Linked DNA regions of Homo sapiens: region 2 is linked to region 1. The links are chromatin contacts, found by Hi-C or POLR2A ChIA-PET in ENCODE. All regions are on one chromosome and are shown on one strand. The core of a region is the stretch at or near the end of the contact, and the rest is flanking DNA. Distances in the headings are between cores, read along the strand shown.

Evidence for each region. Hi-C counts contacts between places; a loop is a spot of excess contacts on that map. ChIA-PET counts read pairs that join two places held with the same protein, here RNA polymerase II (POLR2A). Pooled maps may share reads with other maps.
Region 2: a map of gastrocnemius medialis shows a loop between it and region 1 (4-fold over the local background). The contact joins two enhancer-like sites. A Hi-C loop is called at or near these places in 9 of 168 maps with a recorded cell type or tissue (IMR-90, PC-3, colonic mucosa and 5 more), 1 of 37 single-sample maps with no recorded cell type and 5 of 50 pooled maps. POLR2A ChIA-PET finds 5 or more read pairs at or near these places in 6 of 52 experiments (A549, HEK293, MCF 10A and 3 more).

What each region holds. Positions count from the first base shown.
Region 1 is chr5:59,540,483-59,546,090 of GRCh38, reverse strand. The region is part of intron 1 of PDE4D (phosphodiesterase 4D); the gene reads left to right. Among named protein-coding and RNA genes, the nearest start is that of MIR582, 160 kb to the left of the region's middle. Within about 2 kb of position 2,435, at least 16 of the 41 ENCODE cell types and tissues checked have a DNase peak (open chromatin) inside an H3K27ac peak, as active enhancers do; they include dorsolateral prefrontal cortex and gastrocnemius medialis, where a contact is called at or near this core.
Region 2 is chr5:59,580,617-59,586,224 of GRCh38, reverse strand. All of the region lies in intron 1 of PDE4D (phosphodiesterase 4D), which reads left to right. Among named protein-coding and RNA genes, the nearest start is that of MIR582, 120 kb to the left of the region's middle. Within about 2 kb of position 2,325, at least 4 of the 41 ENCODE cell types and tissues checked have a DNase peak (open chromatin) inside an H3K27ac peak, as active enhancers do; they include dorsolateral prefrontal cortex and gastrocnemius medialis, where a contact is called at or near this core.

The sequences.
Region 1 (5,608 bases), core at 1,186-3,685:
TAAGCTGTGAATGAAAGGGAATTTGGTAAACCAAACAACTGTTGTATGCTTATTGTTCATTCCAGTATAAATATATTTTTGCTATTAACATTAGTTATTACAAGTGGAATACGAAGGGGTGGACTCAGGGTTTGGAAAGAGAGTTAATGCAAGTGAGTATTTGACTCCATCAACAAAACTTTACAAGTAAAATCCTCAGGTTTTGTGCCTGTAATCTTTTTACAGGATTTAATGCTATTTTACTTCGTCAACAATTTTTTTTTCTTCAAAGATTTGTATTTTTAAATGACTGATGCTATGAAAGAAAATACCCTCATGATTATATTTATATTGTGAATTTTTACAGTAGGGGCAAACTAGAATTTTTCATGCGGAGAGCACTTTGGGTTTTACTCAATATAGCTCTTCAAAGTTCTTCAAAGTTCAAAGTAAAAATTGATGCTAGAGTAATTTTCCTGTAATCTAGGTGAAAAGCCCACATATCATTTAACAAAGTAAATGCTCATTCATATTTAATACAAACTCTTTTTTCTTCTGTTGAAGCTGACTTTTATCCAATTTTTAGTTTCCAGTTATCTATGGTTTTGGGAAACAGAGCTAATTTGGATTCATGAATTCTGTAAACAAGTATTTCTTGAGAAGCTCCTGGTTGTGAACTACCTAGAATGAAACTGGGTAAACTAATATCAACATCCATTCTTTTGCCAAACATCACTGATAAACTGCAACATTTTTTTTTTTACGTGAGTGGTCTTGGAATCAGACATTTCTGCATTGAAAACCCAGCACTGTTGCTGACTGGCTGCATGGCCTGCATCTACTTCTCACATTTCTGACTGCCTACCAGGTTCCAGGCACTGTTCTAGGCACTGAAGATGAAAAGATGAATAATATGGAGTTCCCATCTTCAAAGAAGTTACAATTTTAAGGAAGACTGGCAAATAAAAGTTACCCCACAAAATAATAAAAATACAGGGGTAAAACTAGGGCATAGTTATATTTTGGCTGGTCTCTTTACCTCTGAGGTTCTTTTGCTTTTTATGTAATTGGATTTTAACCTCAGAAGACTGTAAGGTTAAAGATGATAATGTATAAAATCAGTACTCTGAGTAATGATCAAAATTTTCTGTTGCCATCCACACATTTGAGTGAGATGTAGTGAGTGCTAGAAAATAAAGCAGTTCGTATCAAAAAGGGTGTGTTGAAAGAAATAAACTAATCCTTGAGAAACACTGTCATGCAATCTCATATCTAGAAATTGTGCCTATGTTCTGTCTATAAATTGATGAATTGGCAGGGTGTTACATTTAGGACACACATTGACACTACATATGACATTTGTAAAAACACTTGCTAATTCAGCTAACAGCTCGCTTCTCCCCTTCTCCCCACTACTCACTGTGGAGAGAGCTTCCAGCTAATAGCTTAGAATCTCCCAGACTAACCAACCATTGATGGAACCAGGTGCTATGTGATTGTAGGAATTTATTTGTTGCTCTGAATGTTAACTAAAAGTAATGGGCTTCTTATTTTGTCCTTTTCCTTTTGTGTTATAGACGGCAAAGACTGTTTCTCATCAGTCTCATATAGCTAAATTAGATTTATCTCTCATGCTGACTGATTAAAAGGGTTAAATTCTGGGCACGTTGTCCCCTGAGTCCTCTGAAATCCATGTCAGAATAGAAGTGCTCATTACCAGACTCGATGAGGAGCTCCTTTTCCAGAACTTCTCTCTGCTACACTCTAAGGACCAAGCACCTCTGCCTAAATTCCAAGCAACCATGGCCTGTGGCAGTCTTGGAACTTTTGCCCTCTGGCATGGGTAGAACTAGCGTCAATTGGGTAATTCAATCCCTGAGTTCCTTCTTCAATGAATGAGAGAATCCAGGAATGTGTTGCCAGTTGCCTTTTCCTTGTACCTAGTTTTCCTTGCTGCAGAATGATGACAGTCTATTTCCACACCTCCCCTCCTGCCACTACAGGATTTATGGTCTGCATGCCCCAGTTGTGAAGCTGGCATGTAGCATTTTGTTGCCACAGGCCTGTGAGTGTTTAGAAGTTTGTGTTTGTATTTCCAGGGCTACAGTTTGAATATTGAAGGAACAAACAGCAAACAATTCAGAGGTCAAGCTGTGACTGCTTCCTCATTTGGAGAGCTTATTTTATGTCTGTATATTCTATACTCAGATTCCCACATAACTTGTTTTTTCCACCTTCATTGCTTTGGTTAGATGCTTTCAAGTGCATTTTTTCTCTAAGAAATCTCCATAGAAGAGTTGTTTACTTGAAGTGATGGGTGAGCAAAGTTTGCCTGACGTGGAACCTCAGTAACTTTCCCCTAAGGAAAAGTTCTGGCGTGTAGGGGTGGGCGCTCTTCCATCCAGACGGATGGGAACATAGCCAAGCAGCCAGGAGACACATTGACTTGTGACCACTGGGAAGGATGCCTAGCCAGAAAAGTCCCAGCAGCTGGGTCTGTTAATCTTTTCTGAATGAACCAGCAGGCAGTTGACCTCTCTAAACCTGTCCTGGATTCCTTTATATCTTTGTAGTCACCTTTTTACCCCCTCAAGAATTCCCCTATAAAGTTGTTCTTAATAAGACTCTTTTTGCCCACTTCCCCCTGACCTTCTGAGTTGAATATGAATTTCACTAATTGGTGAAAGAAACCACCATGACCTTGATAAAGCCATTTCTACTCTGGTTCCTCCCTTCTAAGAATTTGTTCATTCAAGCAAGTATTTGAGTCTAAATGGATCCACTTGGACATTTTAATAATTATCATGAACCTCAGTATCCTTAAAGTGTGGCTAAAACAGGCTCAAAAAATTCAGATAGTGTAATCTACTTTCTCTCTCCCTCCTCCAGATTTAAGTGGATTAATTCACTTCACTATGCCAGCACCTGAGTACAGAATAATTTATTTCTGTGTCGTTTCATGATGAAAGTCCAGCTGGCATTAGCTCAAATTATGCAGCTGGCTATTAATTGAAGAAAACTTCCCTGTCACTCCTCAGTCAAACATGATCTGATTCAGCAGATCCTTTTCACTCTCATCTCTTCTATTCTACCAGTAGAATAAATGTAAATAACTTTCACTTGGCTCTGCTTGTCATGGATTGTAAATTACCTGGCAGCATGCAGACTGACCACATTACTGTTTTGGAGGCGGCTTGTTTCAGTTGATTAGTATTTCTAGAAGAGTTTTGCACATTTCATCTCTGAGGCCTGAATGATGTCCACTAGCAGGAAATATTGTAGTCTGCCTTTTTTCTTACATACTGTATACTAAATTTCAATCTAATTTCAACAAGATGTCAAATTCTAGCACCTGTAGGGCAGGTGTTGGTCTTCTATGAATTGATTATATGTTTTTCTATCATACTGGATGGTGTACAAGCCCAGGTTGTATTTTAAATAGAATTTCAAGAGAGAGATTTGTTCTGGAATTTAGAAATATATATTATGTGCCAAAATTATTTGATGAGTGCATTTTGTAATTCTTAAAATACAAAACTACTTGGCATGAAGAGATGCTATAGTATGTTAACAATTGTGGAACTTTTTCATAAGATGAAATTCTGTGCAGAAATGAGGGAGCAGAATTCTTGTGGGAGTGCTAAAATGGTTCATCAATTTGATCCTCACAGCATATGAGAATTCACCAATTATATTACTCTCTGAAAATATGTTTCAGTATCAAGGGCCTCTTTTTGCCCTTCCTCCATCCCAATGTCTGTACTCTCTGTACAGTGTGATCACTGGGTGCTGCATGACCAGTCATTATTATACGCTCAGCCCTGAAAATGAACTTAAGATGGTAAAATCATACCTTGCCAGGATTTGGGTGGCTGTGAGGGATTCAGTAGGATTTTAGCAACAGGGACTGGAAAAGAAATCAGAACTTGGCAGAGAAAAAAATAGCACTAGGATACTAGAAGAGACCTGGGAGAACTAGCTTGACCTTAGAGGCTGGTCTTGTGAGTCATTTGAGAAATAGTATCAAAAGGGCATAAGAGGGCCCGGCATAGATTAGGCTATTTGGGGTTACAGGAGATCCAAAGCTAGAAGGGGCAACAAAACATTGTGGTATGAGGCCATCCTAATTTGAACATCAGGCACAGGATCTAGTGTCCATGAAGTAGATCTCAGGGAATGGGCAGCCTGAGAAGAAGAGTAGATCATGCAGAAGCCAGCAGTCACCCCTAGATCCAGATCTGAGTGTCATGACCTAGATGCAATTAAAATCCTTATAATGGGTCCCACCCTGGCAGGATTCTTTCAGGAACTCAGGCTGAGCCTGAAGTGAGTAGATTCAGCTGAAGGGAAGGTAAAGAACTATAAGTTGATAGACTTGCAAAATGGAGAGGCTGCTTTTAGGAAACCATTGATAATAGTATCAATCCCATTGATAATATATGTGATTGCCCTTTTATAAGGCCATGTGCTTTCTGCACAATTATGATAAAGTATTTAGCCAAACTTGTATTCCCTATATAAAGGGGGAGGAGATAGTATCCCATGGGGAATTCCTTCCCATATTATAAACTGGTAGACAACTTAAGCAAAAATGTTTTTACTCATATGAACACTGTTGAAGTATAAAGCCAGGTATTTAAGTCATGATAGGTGTTTATTTACTTTGAACATTTGCCAGAAGTTTGATGATGGGTATATTTGTAGACTGGGTGTTAGAGGTTGTTATATTCTAAAAAGATATCTTCTGATTAATTTTCTTCATTTATAAAAACAATCTATTTTGATAACATTTAATTTATGAACTTTGGTGTCATGTTACACTTTATACATTTTGGTTGTACATTCCCTGTAATGCTTACAGAGACAGCCAGTCAGGCAATAATTGCTACATACTGAGCGCCTTCTATTTTCTGAGTACTATTGTAAATTATAGAGATAAAGCAGTGAACCAGACAGAGTCTCCATCCTAAAAGAGCCTAGTAGAGGATGGGAACTGATGTAGTATCTTGTAATTGTCACAGCATGGTACACTTGCTTCTTCAGATGCCATTATTAAGGGCGTCGTTTCTTTAAATTCTGAGATCCCTAACTCAGCTTATGCCAGAACTGATGAGAATTAGACCTTCCTAAGGTCTTCTTTCTTCCTAAAATGAATATTGAAATAAATCTATAAGATAAAAATAATCCTACCACCAAGCCCCAATTAAGACTGGATTTTTAACTTGCTCTTCTCAGCACAATGACACAACAGAGGACACAGAGGTTAATGGAATGTCTTTGGAGCAAAGGAGATTTCAAAACCACCAGTTTGTTAGATTTGATGATCAGCTCTGCAAAATGTTTAAAGAAGATTTCTTACTCATATCTTATAAGTTAAGACTATAAATGGTTTAAATGGGGGAGGATGTGACAGGATTGAAAATCTTCCCCTTCCTTTGTGGCTATGAGAATTCACACTGAGCAACAGGGAAGAGAAGGAACTAGAACTTGGAATGAGCCTGTGTGTGGGCCCTCATTGTTCCAGGATTTACAAAGGGCTACGCTGTCATCATATTAAATAAATGGCTCCTGCTCCTTGTGCCAGCTTAATTGCCACCTTGGCTCCCGAACAAAGAAATCACAATTGAGG
Region 2 (5,608 bases), core at 1,076-3,575, 40 kb before region 1:
GAGAATGAAAAGTAAACTGTGCAAAACCGAATATTGTCTGAGAAAGTAATGGTTATGCAATAAAAATACTTTGTTAATATGAAGCATCCCCAAATAAGTCAAGCATGAGGACTTGAGAACATTTAAATTGCTAATATTTCATGGAGGAAGAAAAAAACTTTGAGAATGGCAACAATTTAATAAATTTTTTTAAAGATGAGGCTTAGGGTTTGTTTTTTGTTGTTTTGCTATTTTTATTTGAAAATTCCCTGGGGAAGGGCACACATGAATTTCTGATATATCAATTTGTCTGAATTTCTAAAAGAAGGTTAAGGGAAACTTAGAATGTTGACTCAATTTTAAAATAATGCTAAAATGTGTTGGTGCCTCACAGTTAAGGATATTTTAGCTATTCAAGAAATATTTCTACCAGAATGAACCAGTAGAATTCTAGTAGAATTCTAACATATGAATCAGGAAGTGCTCAGGCTCTCATAGAACTTGCTTAGTGCCTTGATATTTGGTCATCTATTAAGGTTCAATGCAATGCATTCAGGTCCCTGGACATGTGATATCATGTGCCATTTCTTGCTGGAGTTTATGACTAAATGTGTGTAGGAACTCATTGCTGAGGGTATTTATAAGAGCAAAAGGTCATTATTTTAAAATTGCTTGTTTTTGCCATACCTTTAGGGTCAGCTGGATTCTGACTTTCATAGCAGAAACTTTGTGAATGCATAATAAAGGCACATGTTAAGGCTTAGTGTCTGCTAACATGGGTTGTTTTGGAAATGCAGTTTGTCTGATTTTGAAAGTATATCTTTCAGGTAAATGTTCTGGCTGGACTCTGGATGAATAATAGATACCTAAATATAGGTTTCGGAGGGCTTTCCAGCTGCTTTTATGACAATGTCTCAAATGAAAGCTCCCTGAGAGCTTAAGGTACCACCAAAATCACCTGCTGGTTTGTTACAGAGTTTTCGGCTTTCAGCTAAAAAATCCATTGCAGAGAAGGATGGGAGGCATCCTCTCCCACTCTAGGCAGGTGCTTATTTTCTAACAACACCAGATCCATCCAGAGTCGATGCTGTGGCGTATCTACCTTTTTTGCTGACCAGAGCTACTATCCCCAGTCTCTAGAATGCTTGGGTGACATGCCTGCAAACCTCGGTGGCCCACTTCCAACTGCATCACCAGAGTTTCCTAGTCAGGGGGAGCCTTGGTGCCATTGCCTTGCTTGTTCTGTTGGTGAGGGTCAGGCATCAGCAATAAGGTCCTCATTATTCTTACAGACAAATTTACATCAATAGTCTTTAATCTTGAGATTAAAAGATCCTGGAAACAGTTCCTGGCACGTAGTAGGCATTTGTCAATTATTTTTCTTCTATGCCTTAGGCTTTTCTTCAGAGTTCATTTTATACCTCTTAAGATTTGCTTGGGAGGGGAAATTACCAGTCTCCTTTCTATCAAGTGTACCTTGCTACAAAGCAACAGTTTTTGTTCTACCTAAGTTCTGCTGTTTAAGCCCATTTGTTTATGTTGTAATACATAGGATCCATGTACTCTTTGAATGCCTGCAATTATAAGCACTTTTTATTTTTATTGCATTAGCCTCACCTATACTTTTGACTGGAAAGAAATAAGCTATTCAACTCTGAAGTTTTGGAAAGAATGCAAATTTGCTTATTCATGCTCCTCTAGATCTGTAATACATATGTTTGAAAGCTGTATGGAGAAGTTGAGAGTCCTGTTGGTTTTCTTTTGTGCCTGGAGTTAGGTAACCCTTCATCTGCTTCACTGCATGTCGTACCAATCTGTTGTTGTTGTTGTGGCCAAACTAAGCCAATGTAGAATGTTAATGCTCTGTATAACTCCTACTCTTCCTGGGCCCCTTGCAGGGATTCATTAATATGATGTTGGACTCAAAGGAAGAAGGTGGTGGTTTTTTTCCAGGTGACCTAATTAATTTTGTGCTTGGTTCTTGACTTTCTCAATGGTTGTTGTTTTCCTCTTATTTATAGCCTCCCCTTCCAGTACTGCAGTAAGAGATTGTAGGGGTTTGTTGACAGAAAACCCTCTTTCCCTTTGTCCTACTGTAAGAGCCCCTATAGGGTGAGATTTCAGGCTCGTGAATTATCGTGCTTAGAATAAAGGTCTCGCCAAATTGCTCTTTTCATCTCCAAAGACTCCCCCTATCCTCATTCTCACATTTAGAGCCTTTTCTTCGTGAAGGGACCGATCAGAAGTTGGCAACAGGCCAGTGCTAAGGAATAATAAACATTGTAAAAGACATATGTGCTTTGGTTTCACGAGCCCTAGCTCATCTCTAGAAAGGCTCTGTACCCTTTGGAGAGGCGGGACTTGGCATGTGCTGGTCCTCTTTCTGTCCTGCTTTTTGAGAAGCAAGAATGAGAAAAAGCTGAGACACAGGAGGTCTAGGGTAGTCTTCAAATTTTACCAGAAGTAGTAATTGAAATAGAAGCCTGTGCACAGAGTTCCTACTTGTACTCTCATCCACCTGCCCTAGGGCTGGTGTGTTGATTATTGAGCAATAGTATTACAAATTCACTCTTTATCAGTTATGAGTTAAAGTTAATAAGTGGTCCTATTACTTGGTTTAATAGAACACTACCCCTTCCGTGCTAAAAGAGTGGTATGAAGAATGTGTGTTTCTTCTTTGAAGCTACATTAGAAATATTAGCTGGAGGATTTTATTGCGAAGGCTTCTTTCCATTACACTTTTCAGTCTTTTTACTGCCAAGCCAAACAAAGATAAGGGTTTGCCTCACTGGATAGATAAGTACTATATAGCTCTTCTTATTTTTCCTTCTGGCTAGTTGTTAGAATGGAGAGATAGCCTGGCATTCAGGAACAAGTATGGCATGGTTGAAAGAAGGGAAATGCAAGTCAGCTTTCTAGGAATTTAAATTTCATGTAGCAGCAGTTAAGAGGACCTTTAGAAGCATTATGACCTGGAATCACATGCCAGGGTCTAACATGAATGACCTAACACAGTGTGACTAACATGTTCAGCTTTTTGCCTGACTTAAAAGATATATAACAACTTTTTATAATCTTATTTGTAAAAATACTATAATTTCATGCCAGAAACATCAAGGCTATGTTGAATGCAATTGAATTTCATAGCTAAACAATTTAGGAGGGCATTTTATTTAAATACCTTTGCATCCTTTTAATGATGGATTCACATGGCTAAAAGGACAGTGGAAGATAGAAGCTAAAGGCCCTGGCTAGGAGAGGCTGTGGAATGCTGCCATGGAGGGCCCCTCTGAGGACACCAGAGGAAGATTTGGGATTAATGATTGTGGAAGGTGATTAATGATTTGCTTATTTGGTGCTTAGGGTTTAATTTTTAAAGGTAGGACATCTAAATGTTTTAAACTGTCTTTGTGATGCTGAGAGGTAACTCCAGTGAAGAGGCAAAATGAGGTGACTGTGGCACTTTCACTCAACATGGAGGCATCTTTTTCCTTCTTCTAGGACCCTAAATTCTTTCATTAGACTGTCCTTTTCCAGGTATCAATTTCTAAAAGGTTTAGTCTAGAAAGTTATTTGTTTGATTGTTCCTCTATAGACCAAGCATTCAATTCATAAACTAACTCATACTGTTTTATTCTGTTTTGATCTAAATCCTTTATGGAATGAAGCAAGATATAAATCAGTATATTGATAATATATTCATATATGTGTTCATAATTTGCATGTATATGTGTTTAAATCTACTAATATAATGAATACGTATTCAGAGAAAGTCAGAATGGCCTGCCTTCTAATGAAAAGATAATCCTTCCTATCTAGCCTCATAGAGTTTCATCTTTTAAGGTTTTCTCCTCTTCATACATTGAAATTACAGAAACTCAATCCAGAAGTGCATTTTCCAGAGTATGTGTTCTGACCAATACATTATATTTTATTAGAATTTTAGGGGGTGGGAGCAATATTGAGTTTGATGACTATGTATACGTTGAAGGAAATGACGTATCAAGTCTCATGTAAGATAATGGAGCTTTGCTCCTTTTAGTTAACTTAAAATTATTGCAGTGTCTGCTTGTCTTCCAGTGAAATTGCAGGTAATAGCTGACCTTGCTTCTTTAACATCTCTTCCTCTGGGTTACAGAACAACCCAGAAATTCTAAAATATAAATACCAGACTGCCAGCTTAATTCTGAATTCCTGTTGGGGCCAAATACAATTTACTTGTAAACACTTAGGACCAATAAAGTTTAGATGGAGCTCATAATTATACAAACTCATCTCGTTCACAAATCCCTAGGGCTCAATGTTAAAGTCAGCCATTGTTTAAGGCAGAAATTCAGGTTTAGATATAGTGTAGCAAAGATTTTCCATTATATGAGATATCGATCCTATTAAACATAAAACTTTTCTCTTGGCTTTCTATTTTACTGTCTTTTGTTGCCATCAGCTGTATGCCCCTTAATTTTTTCTAGTAATACCTTGGAATTTAAAAATGAAATTACAAATGTTTATGTTTTAGTGTTTTTAAAAATAATTCGATTAAGTATGCTATGATAGAGGAGCAAAGTTGTTATTAGTAATATCAATGTGCTTACAACTTATGGAAATGAAAAATAGTCTTTAGTCCTAGCAGCCTTTCTGCTGTAGTAAAATAGTTTGTGCACTTTAAATCGCTGTGAGGTTACATCTTCAAAGGACTGAGTGGCATAAGCCAGGGAGGTCTTAGAAATCTTACAAAAGGAAAAAAATAAGAAATTATTCCTCATCATATGAAAATTATTTACTAACAATGTATGATGTTTTAGCTTCTTTTAAATTCTTCACTTTCCACTCCTTTTTGCTTCTTCCTTTTAGTTGACTATTACTGAGTTACTTACACTAATGTTGAGGTATTTGGGTTCAGAGAAAAATAGGCAAGTAAAGGAAAATTGAAAATAGTTTCAAATTCTGAGATGCAAAGAAGAACCCAAAAAAACTAAACAACCAGTTTTTTATTGCCATAGGTCGAATGTTCCTTTTTAAAAAAATCCCTCATCCTTTTCTCTCCTCTTTCAATCATATCCCACAAACGTTAATGCTCATTAATACTCTGTCTAGCTATAGCATTATCCACATTTTTGCAATAGCTCAAAAATGTCTCCAAGCCATAACTGCTGCAACTGCTTATAACTTGATGGACTATTAGGTGACGTTTCCAGTTGTTTGAGAAGTACCAGCCTATAAACATACCCAAGACAATATATTACAACTAGGGATTATGTTGTGTAAAATTTATACATATATATCTCTCCATATATGATTTCAAGGATAGATAATCTAGAGTCTACATAATCAGGCTATTGGCTGGAAACATAAATAAACTAAAAAAAAATAATTTAAAAAAAGCACTCCAGGTTTCTAATTCAGCTTCTGGAGTGTTAATGTTTTGTGTGACCTTCTGAAAGCTCTTTGAGTTTTTACCACTTTTGAAAACTATTACAGCAGATATTTACCCACTTCATGTTAAGAAGTAGGCTATTAAAGAAAATCTCATAGCACATTGGTAATAACAATTTATTAGAGACCAGCCTGAACAACATAGTGAGACCCTGTCTCTCTCTCTATTTTTTTAAAGGTAGCTGGGCATGGTGGT